Regions from separate parts of the Homo sapiens genome. Here regions 2, 3 and 4 are each linked to region 1. A link is a contact called in ENCODE Hi-C or POLR2A ChIA-PET data. All regions are on one chromosome and are shown on one strand. Each heading gives the region's core, a stretch centred on a gene start or an enhancer-like site at or near the end of the contact. The rest is flanking DNA. Distances are from core to core; before and after follow the strand shown.

Evidence for each region. A loop is a pair of places that touch in the nucleus more often than their neighbours do. ChIA-PET counts read pairs that join two places held with the same protein, here RNA polymerase II (POLR2A). Pooled maps may share reads with other maps.
Region 2: a map of CD8-positive, alpha-beta T cell shows a loop between it and region 1 (19-fold over the local background). The contact joins the promoter of BET1 here to the promoter of DMTF1-AS1 in region 1. A Hi-C loop is called at or near these places in 2 of 168 maps with a recorded cell type or tissue (CD8-positive, alpha-beta T cell and naive thymus-derived CD4-positive, alpha-beta T cell) and 6 of 50 pooled maps.
Region 3: a loop to region 1 is called in a pooled map, with 9 times the contacts of the local background. The contact joins the promoter of PEX1 here to the promoter of DMTF1-AS1 in region 1. A Hi-C loop is called at or near these places in 1 of 37 single-sample maps with no recorded cell type and 5 of 50 pooled maps. POLR2A ChIA-PET finds 5 or more read pairs at or near these places in 1 of 52 experiments (A673).
Region 4: a loop to region 1 is called in a pooled map, with 26 times the contacts of the local background. The contact joins the promoter of KRIT1 here to the promoter of DMTF1-AS1 in region 1. A Hi-C loop is called at or near these places in 7 of 50 pooled maps.

Annotation. Positions count from the first base shown.
Region 1 is chr7:87,151,143-87,153,790 of GRCh38, forward strand. DMTF1-AS1 (DMTF1 antisense RNA 1) reads right to left here and starts at 1,351. Exons shown (of 2, transcript NR_136253.1): 1 at 1,160-1,351; 2 at 281-516. It overlaps DMTF1 (cyclin D binding myb like transcription factor 1), which reads left to right and starts at 1,311. Exons shown (of 18, transcript NM_001142327.2): 1 at 1,311-1,413. RefSeq lists enhancers at 381-944, 860-1,099, 945-1,506.
Region 2 is chr7:94,003,020-94,005,667 of GRCh38, forward strand. It overlaps BET1 (Bet1 golgi vesicular membrane trafficking protein), which reads right to left and starts at 1,336. Exons shown (of 4, transcript NM_005868.6): 1 at 1,179-1,336. The coding sequence starts at 1,197. RefSeq lists enhancers at 546-1,152, 1,153-1,758, 1,213-1,262, 1,273-1,902.
Region 3 is chr7:92,527,204-92,529,851 of GRCh38, forward strand. It overlaps PEX1 (peroxisomal biogenesis factor 1), which reads right to left and starts at 1,317. Exons shown (of 24, transcript NM_000466.3): 1 at 1,104-1,317. The coding sequence starts at 1,232. RBM48 (RNA binding motif protein 48) reads left to right here and starts at 1,592. Exons shown (of 5, transcript NM_032120.4): 1 at 1,592-1,721; 2 at 2,273-2,463. The coding sequence starts at 1,611. RefSeq lists enhancers at 736-915, 1,516-1,895 and a silencer at 1,146-1,375.
Region 4 is chr7:92,244,578-92,247,225 of GRCh38, forward strand. KRIT1 (KRIT1 ankyrin repeat containing) reads right to left here and starts at 1,337. Exons shown (of 19, transcript NM_194454.3): 1 at 1,213-1,337; 2 at 325-594. ANKIB1 (ankyrin repeat and IBR domain containing 1) reads left to right here and starts at 1,397. Exons shown (of 20, transcript NM_019004.2): 1 at 1,397-1,942. RefSeq lists an enhancer at 1,218-1,512 and a silencer at 1,443-1,832.

The DNA.
Region 1 (2,648 bases), core at 101-2,600:
CAAACTACGCTGTCTACAATATTCTGGAAGGTACATCTTATTACTCCTAAAGTAAACAAAGCTAAAAGAGGTGAAGTGCCATATCCACTACTAAGAAATGGAGCCAAGATTCACACTCAGGTCTGACTGCCTGAGTCCATACCACGATACTATTCTGCCTCATAGTTTTGCTTACATAAACATTATTATGTACTTATTAAAAAATGGAATGATACACGGCTTAACTCCAACAGAATGCAGAGTGCCACAAATTAGTAATAAAGTTATCAACACAAGAAAATGCTGCTTCTGAGATTTATTTTTGAAAATTAGTCAAACATGTCGATCCTCCAGTAAAGCAAAGCATTTGTAAACTGGTTGTAATCATTTGTTTTCGTTATGAAAGTACTGCCAAAGTGTATTTTGTGAACTGCAACCGGGTAGTTCAGAACACAGGCTTTGGAGCTGAGGCTTCAATTCTAATTCCACCGCCAACTTGGGAGCCCTTGGACACATTCCTTCACTTCTCTTTGGTTCCTGTGTAAAATGGGATTCATTTGTAATAATTGTAGCGATGCACTTAGAACTTATGAACATTAAATGAGTTTAATATACGTAAAACATTTACCTGTCACATACGCACTCAAAGAATGCTGGCTCACATTACAGAACCCAAAGGCTTATTTATCCTTTTCGTTTATAAGGGTATTAAAACGCGTTTTCTATTTAGGATGGGTTTATACGGCTGCAACCCAAGGAGCATCTGTACTTTTAAGAGGAACTGGGCACAGCAAAACAGCATCTTCCTAGTCTAACAGTGAGACTACATTCACAGAGGACACATTTCATCAAGAACGACTTAACACGCCCAGATATCTCATATTATGCCCCTGCGGTAAGGCAAATCAAGTATGAAGACACACACTCCCTGTTTTCTTCAGCACTGAGATCACTGGTTCCCTCCGTTCCACACCGCGGCTCCCTCGGCTCGGAGCCACAGGGAACTATGAAAATCGGCACGCGAGGCCTAAGTGTCCCCAGAACCAGAGGAACCACAGTTGCGTCATAGCAGAAGGACCTCTTTTACAGCATCAGCAGTGGGATAGTCAGTGCCGAGTTTTCCTGGCAGGACAGCCGACAACCACCGCCACAGACCAGTACAAACATTCCAACCCAGGACCTTTTTTCGCGCGCCGACACAGCCGGAAGTGACGCGTACAGCCAGCACGCTGGGCCGCCAGCGGGACAGACGAGCGGGAGGGGCAGCGTGCGGGGAGCTGGGGGCGGGGCGCGGCCGCAGCTCCGTTTCCGGTGGCTCGTCGCGCTCGCTCACTCCAGCTGCAGCCACTCTCGCCCGTGGCTGCTTCCTCCATCCTGGTATTTTTTGGAGCTTCCATCCTGGTTCTTCCAAAGTGCCCGGACCCAAAACAGGAAGTAAGTGCGATGGAACCTTCAGGTTCCAACCGCCGCCAGGGCCGCTCCGCCCAGTGGAGCCTGTCCGGCCCCCTTGCTGCCCGCTAGCTCCCGCCGGCTGGCGCAAGCTGTCGGCGCCGGGGCACTGCGGGCGGGGTCGGAGCCTGGCCTTCCTGACGTTGCAGCTGCCGTCCCCGCACGTTCCGGCCAGGGCCTCCCTCTTAGGGCCGGGCGGTGCCCGTGGCTCAGGCTGCAGAGTAGGGAAGCGAGCGGCTGCCGAGGCACAGCGGCGATCCGGCGGGGGCGGAAAATGGCGGCGGCTTCGGAGGAGCTAAATGGCGCCGGGACCCCTGGGGGGTGGGGTGGGCCGGGAGGTTGAGTAGAGAACTGGGCCAGAAGGAGTGGAGACAGTAAGGAAGCCCTACTTGTTTTCTCGTGGTGTTCTATTTTTAGTTTTTATTTTTGTTACGTTTTCGGTTTTGTTTTATGGTCCAGCGTAGGAGAGGTAGGCTTGGGTGGGGTCGAGAGAGTGGGGGTGGGTCTCGACCCAACTTCCCCCCCTTTGCTTTTTTGTTCTTTTCCCTCGTTTGCGCTTTAGATTCTTCTGTAATTTTGCGGGGGTTCAGCCTTGCTCGGCGATTCACGGCCCAGACATAGAGAATCGGGATAGCTGGCCGAACCGTCTCTCTCAGTCTGACTCTCTTTAAAGAAGGGATGTGGGCTGGGGCGCGGGGACAGTCCTGGTGGAGCACGGAAAATGCGGCTGTAAAGTTGTAATTACCCTATTGTGCCGAGTTCCGAGAAAGTTCTTAAAATTGTTAAGTCCACTTTGTTCTCTAAAATGTACTTCGCTTTGAGAATTTCTTCAGGGAGGTATGTAGAATGTTTTACCACAATCTCCAGAGCAGATTTGAGAGTAGAAGTGGCCAAGTGCCCTTTTGTGCAATTGAATGATAGAGCATATGTCTTTATATAAAATACTCGGTGTAGATAAGGAAAAGGATAATAGTATACAGTATGAGTCAGGACTCCTCCCTTTCTCTCATTGAATTTGTGTAGTTGCTTTTTTCGCAACTCATTCATCTTTGTGTACCTCTTTTTAATGTACATGGATTTGATTATGTGTGCCTCCTTTCTGACAGTCGAGGCTGCATGTTGGGACGTCCTACAAAATGCATATTCTGTGGAATTATTTTTTAATATGACATGTCTTAAGCTTAAAGTGACGCCATTTGGAAAATTTTAAATTATACCTG
Region 2 (2,648 bases), core at 86-2,585, 6.9 Mb after region 1:
CCCCACCTAGACTGGAAGCTTTGGGGATCACAAACAGGGCAACAAACAACTGTATACCTAGAGCTTACTCAAGCACACAATAAATCTTTTTTGGTATTAAGGATGATGAACAAGAAAAACATTTAGACATATAAAGCTAAACTTGCTCAAAATTATTTCTTTTTTTTTTCTCTTCAATTTACCTGGCCCCATTTTCTATGATCTAAGTATTCATAAAAACTTCATTAAAAAAACAAAAAACTTTCTCATACTACAATTTATTGATCAATAAACAAGTCTACGGTTATTGGCAACTTTCACTGACTTTAAATATCTGACACTTTGGGGATTTTTTTTTTCTTTTTTCAATCTTATAATGACTGAGAAAGGTAATATCTTTTTTCAAATGTTTCATTTATTTTCTGAAGTATACTGCACTCTAATTTAGCGGGGTCTTCTTTAAAAAAAAAATCGTGTCCTAAGAGAAAGCTTCAGAACCAGAAAATGCCGTTCTAGTAGCTGTGCGTTACTATAAGGGTCCATTAAAATTCCTTGTGTCTAACTTATTCTTGCTGATGAGCCAGTTTCCTAACCCCAAAGGTAAAGATCAAATGTTAAGTCGCCAAACCTTAACCACGTTCTACTGCCTTAACCGTGGCACAAGGTTCAGATTAAGAAATCGCCTTTGACCCAGAAGTTCCAGTTCCAGGACCTTTAACAATAATGACACATACATTTACCTTTGTAACTCACTGTTACCAGATTAACGACCATTACTAGCGTGCTTTGGGTGCAACCACCCACTCTTCAAATTCCGCTTCTGAAGAAACTAAGATCCAGGGCCAGTAGGGAAACAGAAACCGGAGTCGGGCTTTGGAAAACATAGCAGCGTCCATAACCACGCTCAGTCAATAACACTAAAACACTCGACCACTGAGATGCCACCTGTACACACCCACCCCTAGTCCACTACTTTCTCTAGCCTACCATCCAAACTTGAATCTGACTCAAACTTAAGGAAATTCCAAAGATCTGGGACAAATGGTGTGTTTCCACTCGACATGGACCCCAAAGATCCCCTCTAGACATCCTGTTTTTTGGACCAAATGCCAGGAACATAAGACAGGTTCGATTTCCTCCCGCGCCCCAGCGCTCCCGGTTCTAGGGCCCCGAACTTCGAACCTCAGCCCTCTTCTTACCCAGGCCTGCACGCCTCATCCTGCCAGAGGAGAGAGAGAAAAGGCGGGTGCGGGGCTTTGGGTGAGTAGGAAACAGCTAGGGGCGACCCGGACCGCGTCTTCAGTACCAGGGCCCAGCGAAACACCAACTTCTTCCCCTAAAGCGCCACGACATCAGTGGAGTCTAAACACCGCGCCGGATGATGGCGTCACCACGGCGCTCATTGGAGCCCTGGGAAGAAGGTTGAAAGGCATTCTGGGAAATGTAGTTCACCAACGCATAACGTGTTGCTGAGGGCGTGATGTGAACCCGGTTCCAGGAGCGGACGGGGCGTCCGGAAAAGGGGGCGGCTTCGACTGCGGCTCTGATTCTGGGTCTCTGATCCAACGTTCCCGCTGTTCCGCTCGCAGCCCGCGGGTCGCTGCTTTCAGTTTGTTGACCACCAAGTTTAACCCAGCAGATCTGCTCCTCCCCACCCACAAGAGGATGGTTGGGGTATCTTTCCTGATTTAGCCTCGAACTCCCTCTCACCTCCAGAGACGATTCAGGGAAAGTTAGAGAAAACTTTGTCCAGGTTTCTCAGTTTACAAACAAGTAATCCGACACCCACAGAAGTAACCGATTTGTGCCTTGTAGTATCCAGTAAAGGAAAGAAAACCAGGTTCCTTTGAGTAGGACTCCTGCTCAGATGAGAGCAGACTAGGAAAGGCTGCGGGATCTGGTCAGAGGCACTGAATAGTTAGTTCCCTGTTACTGCATCTGTTGTACTTCTAGAAAGAACCAAGACTTTTAGTTGTTATGGGGACCAAAGGACCCCTAAACGCTCTCCCACTTTTTTTTTTTTAACTTACACAAAGCTTATTGAAATACTGCTTACACAAGGCAGTGTGCCAATTAGGGGTTTAAAACTTGTTGGCGAGTTGGAGGTGTTACTGGTATCGAGGTTAATCCTAGAATTTCATTTTATCTCAGAGGATTTATCGTGAGAATACGATGAAATCGTGGTTTTTGAAGGGAAAACAAAAAAACCTGATACACAGTAGGTGATCAAAATTCACTGGGTGTCTGCGGTTTTGTTGTTGCTGCTGTATATATGGCAGTGGAATCGTCTCCACACTAGAGATTTCCGAATATGTGATCTTTGATCATTTAGCGTTTCCTCATAGTTTCCCAGGACATTATTAACATTGACTATAATACTGGCATAAGTCTCTGCGTTAAGTTGCTTTTGTAAAAAACACATGAAAACAATTTTTAATAAGAGTTATTAACCTGGGAAGGAGGCTTTATCCAATAGTGTTTTGATAGAAAAAAATCATTAAAATAAAACCGCCATTTTCTAAAAGCAATGAAATTAAATAAGCATAATATCAGGGACAATTATTACAAATAAAAGATGGAGATTCAATAAAAGAAATGATAGCTAGGTATCCCTTTATAACTTAAAATCTGTGACAGTCCTTTGGTTAAAAAAATGCATGTTCTATAAT
Region 3 (2,648 bases), core at 67-2,566, 5.4 Mb after region 1:
AGGTAACAACTACATCTTAGGATCAAATTAGAGTTACTGTAAGAAAGCATTCCTACTATTAAGTGCAGATTTGAAAACATGTTGAAAAATCCCATCGAAGCTGACAGAGCACTGAACCAACTTCTACCTGGAACTTGGTGACAGTGACTGATTTGTCTCTAGCCATAAAGCCCATCAAAAACCAAAAGATTGTCTACTTAGTGGTAAAAAATAATAACGACGATGATAGGAGGATTCTGCTGAACTCATGTTTTCAGTGGACCAAAAATATCTTCCCCTAGGTATGGGGAAGTAACTCAAGTGGAAAGAAGGGATGCTTGAAATTATTGCAAACTCTATTCATTGCATAGATTAGCCACTGGTGGGTACCATGCATCCAGGATTTATGAGGATTTCAAATACGCCGTCCTTTTGCCCCCATAAGTACACTCAAACTCGTGAGACCATGTGCCTCTATTTTTAATTATGAAAATATGGACGCTGTATCTCCACCAGTGGTTAGAACTGTGAAACATCCTAACCACAACGTCCAGAAGGGCGACTGATCGCAGAGCTTCAAGTGATCTTAACTACGTTATGTGTTCCTAACACACTACAGCTGTGTTCCGCGTCAGCGACGCAGGGCAGAACCATCATTGTATTAACCTTTCCCGCTCATGGGACGCGGTGCTTAGTCCCCGGGAACCGACAGGGGCTCCGCCAACAACTCTGCGTCCCGCTCTCGCGGCCCGGACGGCAGCAGCGCAGGTTAACTGGAAATGGCTGGCAAGGAAAACACCTTTTAAAATAATAAAAACAAACCACTTCTCAGGAGCTTTTCCAGCCTGGAATAAGGAATATTTATAAAAACAGTGGTAGAATATTAGGACGTTTCTAGGTTCAGTTTCACCAAGTGAAAAGACCTGGGATAAGACGAGCCCAGGGCTGCACTGGACTTGTGGGATCCAGAGACTACCCAGAAGGGCCCTGCCGTCGAGGGACCCTGATCTCTGCGCGCTTCGGCGGCGCCCGGGTGGCAGCCGGTGTCCCGCCGCGTCCCTGAGAGGCTTCGGCCTCGTCCGACCCCAGGCTGAAGATCAGGTGGCTCGGGGCCGGCAGGTTACCTGCAGCAGATGCAGCTGGGCCACGAGACGCCGCGGCAGGTGGAGGAAGCAGTCGCGAGCGTTGGTGAAGGCCACAGTCACTGCCGCCCCGCCTCCCCCAGCACCCGCCAGGCGATCGCTGCCCCACATCGTCCCGGAGCGTCGCTCTGGGTTCGCCCACCCTAGCGCCGCAAAGGACCCGGGACCCGGCAGGCCGAGGACGTCGGAGCCGGAGGAGATCGATCGGCCCCGCCCCCTGCGGCCCCGCCCCCTCTCCCCGCTGCGCATCCTGCCGTAAGCCTGTAGTGGGTGGGACAAGAAAGCTTCTGTCACCCACCGCGCCTCTCCGCCGAGCCGCTCGGGGGCGGCACCTCGTTCATCAAATCTTCGCACGCAGGAAACGATGGCCGACGCTGTCGATTCTCCAGCCAATCCTGGCACTCCTTAACTCATCCCGCTCTCTTATTGGATAAAAGGGAGCTCAGTAGGGCGGATGTTGTCCTCCCTGCGAGGATCAAAGTAGGCAAGATGGCGTCGAGCGGCGGGGAGCTAGGGAGTTTATTTGATCACCACGTCCAGAGGGCGGTATGCGACACACGGGCCAAATATCGAGAGGGACGACGGCCTCGTGCTGTGAAGGTAAAGTGATTTTGGTTTCATTCGCTCTCCTCGGTAGCTTTATGTGAGTGCTAGCGCCATATGACCAGCCTACGGAAATAAAGGCACGACAAGGCTTCCGTCAGATCTGTCTCTCGTTAGAGCTGGCGTGAAGAACCCTCGGTCAGTTACCAAAGATTCTCACGACGCCTTTGGTCAAGTATTAGAACATCAACTCCACGAGAATAGGCCTTGGTTTTAGTCATTGGATCTTCTGTGTTTACAGTACTACTTGGCACAGGTAAGCACTCAGTGAATATTCGTTGAGTGATTGTTCCCAGTGACTTCTACCGACTCAATTTCTGGAAAAAAATGTCGACTGAAGGTAGTCTGTTATATGCCTTAGGTAGCCTCTCACATGGACTGTTATTCTTTATGCAGAAGGAATGGCAGAAATTTCATTTTGTGTTCTTTTGCTGACTGGGTTGAACAGATTATTTCTTGTTTTCAAAGTTCTCTTTAAAAAAAAATAGAGGCAGATTCGTCCTAGGCTTATTTGCGAAATACGTTTAATAACTCTGCATTTCTTTCAGGTATATACAATCAATTTGGAATCTCAGTACTTATTAATACAAGGAGTTCCTGCTGTGGGAGTCATGAAGGAATTAGTTGAGCGATTCGCTTTATATGGTGCAATTGAACAGTACAATGCTCTAGATGAATACCCAGCAGAAGACTTTACTGAAGTTTATCTTATTAAATTTATGAACTTACAAAGTGCAAGGTAATGTGCAAGTTAAGAAATGACTCATTTCCTCATTTCTTCCATTCATATTTCTGTCATTTTGGCCCCAAGTTTCCCTCATTCATAACTGAATTACCCCAAAACGTAATCTAGCATATCTTCCTCCAGCCTTTTTAAAAGTTAACTTTACTGAAACACTGTATCCATCACATCATTCCCATGCT
Region 4 (2,648 bases), core at 87-2,586, 5.1 Mb after region 1:
GAAGGAAACAAAGGCTTAACAGGAAAATAACAAAAGTAACTAACATAGGAAGGTAAAACTGCTAAGGGAGAAACACAGACAAACTGATAGAAAATGAGTAGCTTGAACTAAAATACAAGAAAGGTATAACTAGAGTTTGCAATATGTTTAGACTGAGTCTGAGATGAGGGTTCAAGTGAATAAGTACAGGAAACGTGGCATTTTGTTATATGGCTCACTCCATTCTGGAAAATGTTAGGCACAAATGATAATATGCTCCCTAAGTAATAAGATCTTATAAATAAAGCAGTGGAAGTGGTCCTTAATTAGGGGGGTGGCACCTACCTGGGATCACTGGAAAATATGGAGGGCATTTCTGGTTGTCACTATGACTGATGAGGGGAGATGTACAACTGCCATTTAGTGTCCATGGAACAGGTTTGCTAACATCCTCTTAGTATGCTAGACAGCGTTTGCAAACAGAAACTGTAAAGGCACATATGCACTCCAGAAGGGTAAGAAAATAATGAGGCTGAGATCCTGAGTTGGACCACCGAGATGAAAGACTTCTGGTGAGGCTAAAAACATGTAGAAAAAGCGATGAAAGCCAAAAACCTTAAAAGGTGGAGAAAAGTGTAGAGGCGAGAAGTGAGTTACAGGGGGAGAAGTGAGTTAGAATGACAAGCTGTGAATCCCTTTCCCTGCAATGACAAAAATACGTAATCACTCTGCCTGGGAGGTTTTTTCCTGCGCCACCACCCGTCAACGTCCACTACTGGGGAAAAACGTAAGCCTCTTTGCTCAAAGAGTTTCCACCCAAAAAGTGGCTATGGTTTCTCTGTAACTACATGTGAAAAATAAACTCCTTGCCTGGGGCAACTAGATGTGGAGATGGTTCAGTCTCCCACCTCCGTTTTCCCTCGCTGGAGTCGAACTTGCTCCTCCTGTTTCCCGAAGGACACCGAGAGGTCCCACCCGTACGGGCTGCCGCGAGTGCCTCTCTGGCCGCTACATTCAACTAAATGGGTGGGACAGTCACCTGGCGAGGGGGGGCAGGGACCGTCACCGCTTTCTCATTCCTCCTTCCCTCCTCCCAGGCACAGCAGCCCGGCCCAGCTTCCTGTGGCAGAAAAACCCTCAGTCGCCAAAAGAAAGCCGTCTTGAGGGTTCCCCCGCGCTCCCACCCGCGCCCCAAAAGCTCAGGTCTCTGGAGTCGGAGACCCTCCTGCCCACCTGCTCTTTACTGTCCTTCCCTCTCCTCGCACCTCAGCACCATTCACCCCTCACCCTCTCCCGAAACTACGGGGTCCCAGGTCTTCAAAGGCCTTAGCTTTCCACCCCGCCGTTACCGTGGCTATGAAATCGCTTCCGGGTTCACACCCTTTGCAGCCTCGCGGTTGGCGGTGAAAGAGCTTCCGGGTCGGCGGCCGGGCTGCTGCCGTTCCTGCTCCTTTTCACTGGACCTGCAGTCTCTCAGGGGCTGGTGGCAGGCGACTAGGAGACTAGGGTGGTGGCGGTGGGGGTGCCAGCGGCTGAGCCGGAGCCGGAGCCGGAGGCGGGGGAGGGGAAGAGGGCGGCCGGGGCTGCGAGCGCGCAAGGCTGGAACATGAGCCGGGCTTGACCGCGAGGCGGAGGCAAGAGCCACCGCCCCCTCTTCCCCTCCCCCGAGTGAGGCGGCGCAGCGGCCGGAGAGGGATGGGGGGCGCCCACCCAGTCTGAGCCTCGCCGCGGGCGCCTTCGGCTCACGCAGCGCTTCCCGCGGGCCGCCAGTGCGCACCCTCGGCCACATCAGCCTCCGCCTGGCGGGTGCACCCGGGCCGGCGAGGAAGGGGCAACCGTCCGGGTGGGTGGGGCGGGCTGGGTACCTGAGGTCACCAGCTCGGCTGTAGAGGCAGGGGCGGCGGAGGCGGAACTGCGGAGTTGCTGGGTCCACCGACCCTTACCCTCAGCGAGAGAAGTAACCGTAAGTCTCAGCTTCGCGGTACAGATGTGTTTGAGGCTGCCTCTACCCATTTGTGGCTCCGAGTTCAGAGCTACCTACTTCACACCCTCCCGGATCTACTAGGAGTGTGTCTGTCGCCTGTTTTGGAGCATTGTTGTTCTGTCTGTCCCCATCCCTGAACAGGCAGCATTCTCTGCCCTACAGGGCTTTTCTCCCAGCGAATTTGCAAGCCTCCGGGTCTCCGTGACGCGTCCCATCCTCCCCATCTGGATGCATCTCCTTGTCCCTCTGTCCTCAAAGGATCTGTGTCCTTCCTCGCAGCCTCCCCCCCACCCCCATCCTTTGAGACGTGGAAAGCCACGGGTTCTGCCGACCTCGGGGGCTAGAGAGAGTCTTGAGAAGCGGATGGGTAAAAGTGCTCTGCAGGGCTGTGATGGGTGGGGATAGGTGCAGATGGCTCCAGTGAACCTTTATTTTTGCAGCTTCTGCCACCAAAACAAAAGAATGGAGCGCTCCCCTGTATTCTTATTCTTCTCCGTATGTATGAGCTGTTTTTCTGTACGTAGCTGTTTGAGTCGCAGGAAATTGAAACTAGAGCTGTAATAAAGCATCTCCTGAGGAGATTTTGAGAATTAGTCTCCCAAGCTCTATTCACACGGAATGGCATATCGAACAATCTTGTATTGGAATGACCATTTCAGAAGAGCTTTACTGGTAGATCTGACAG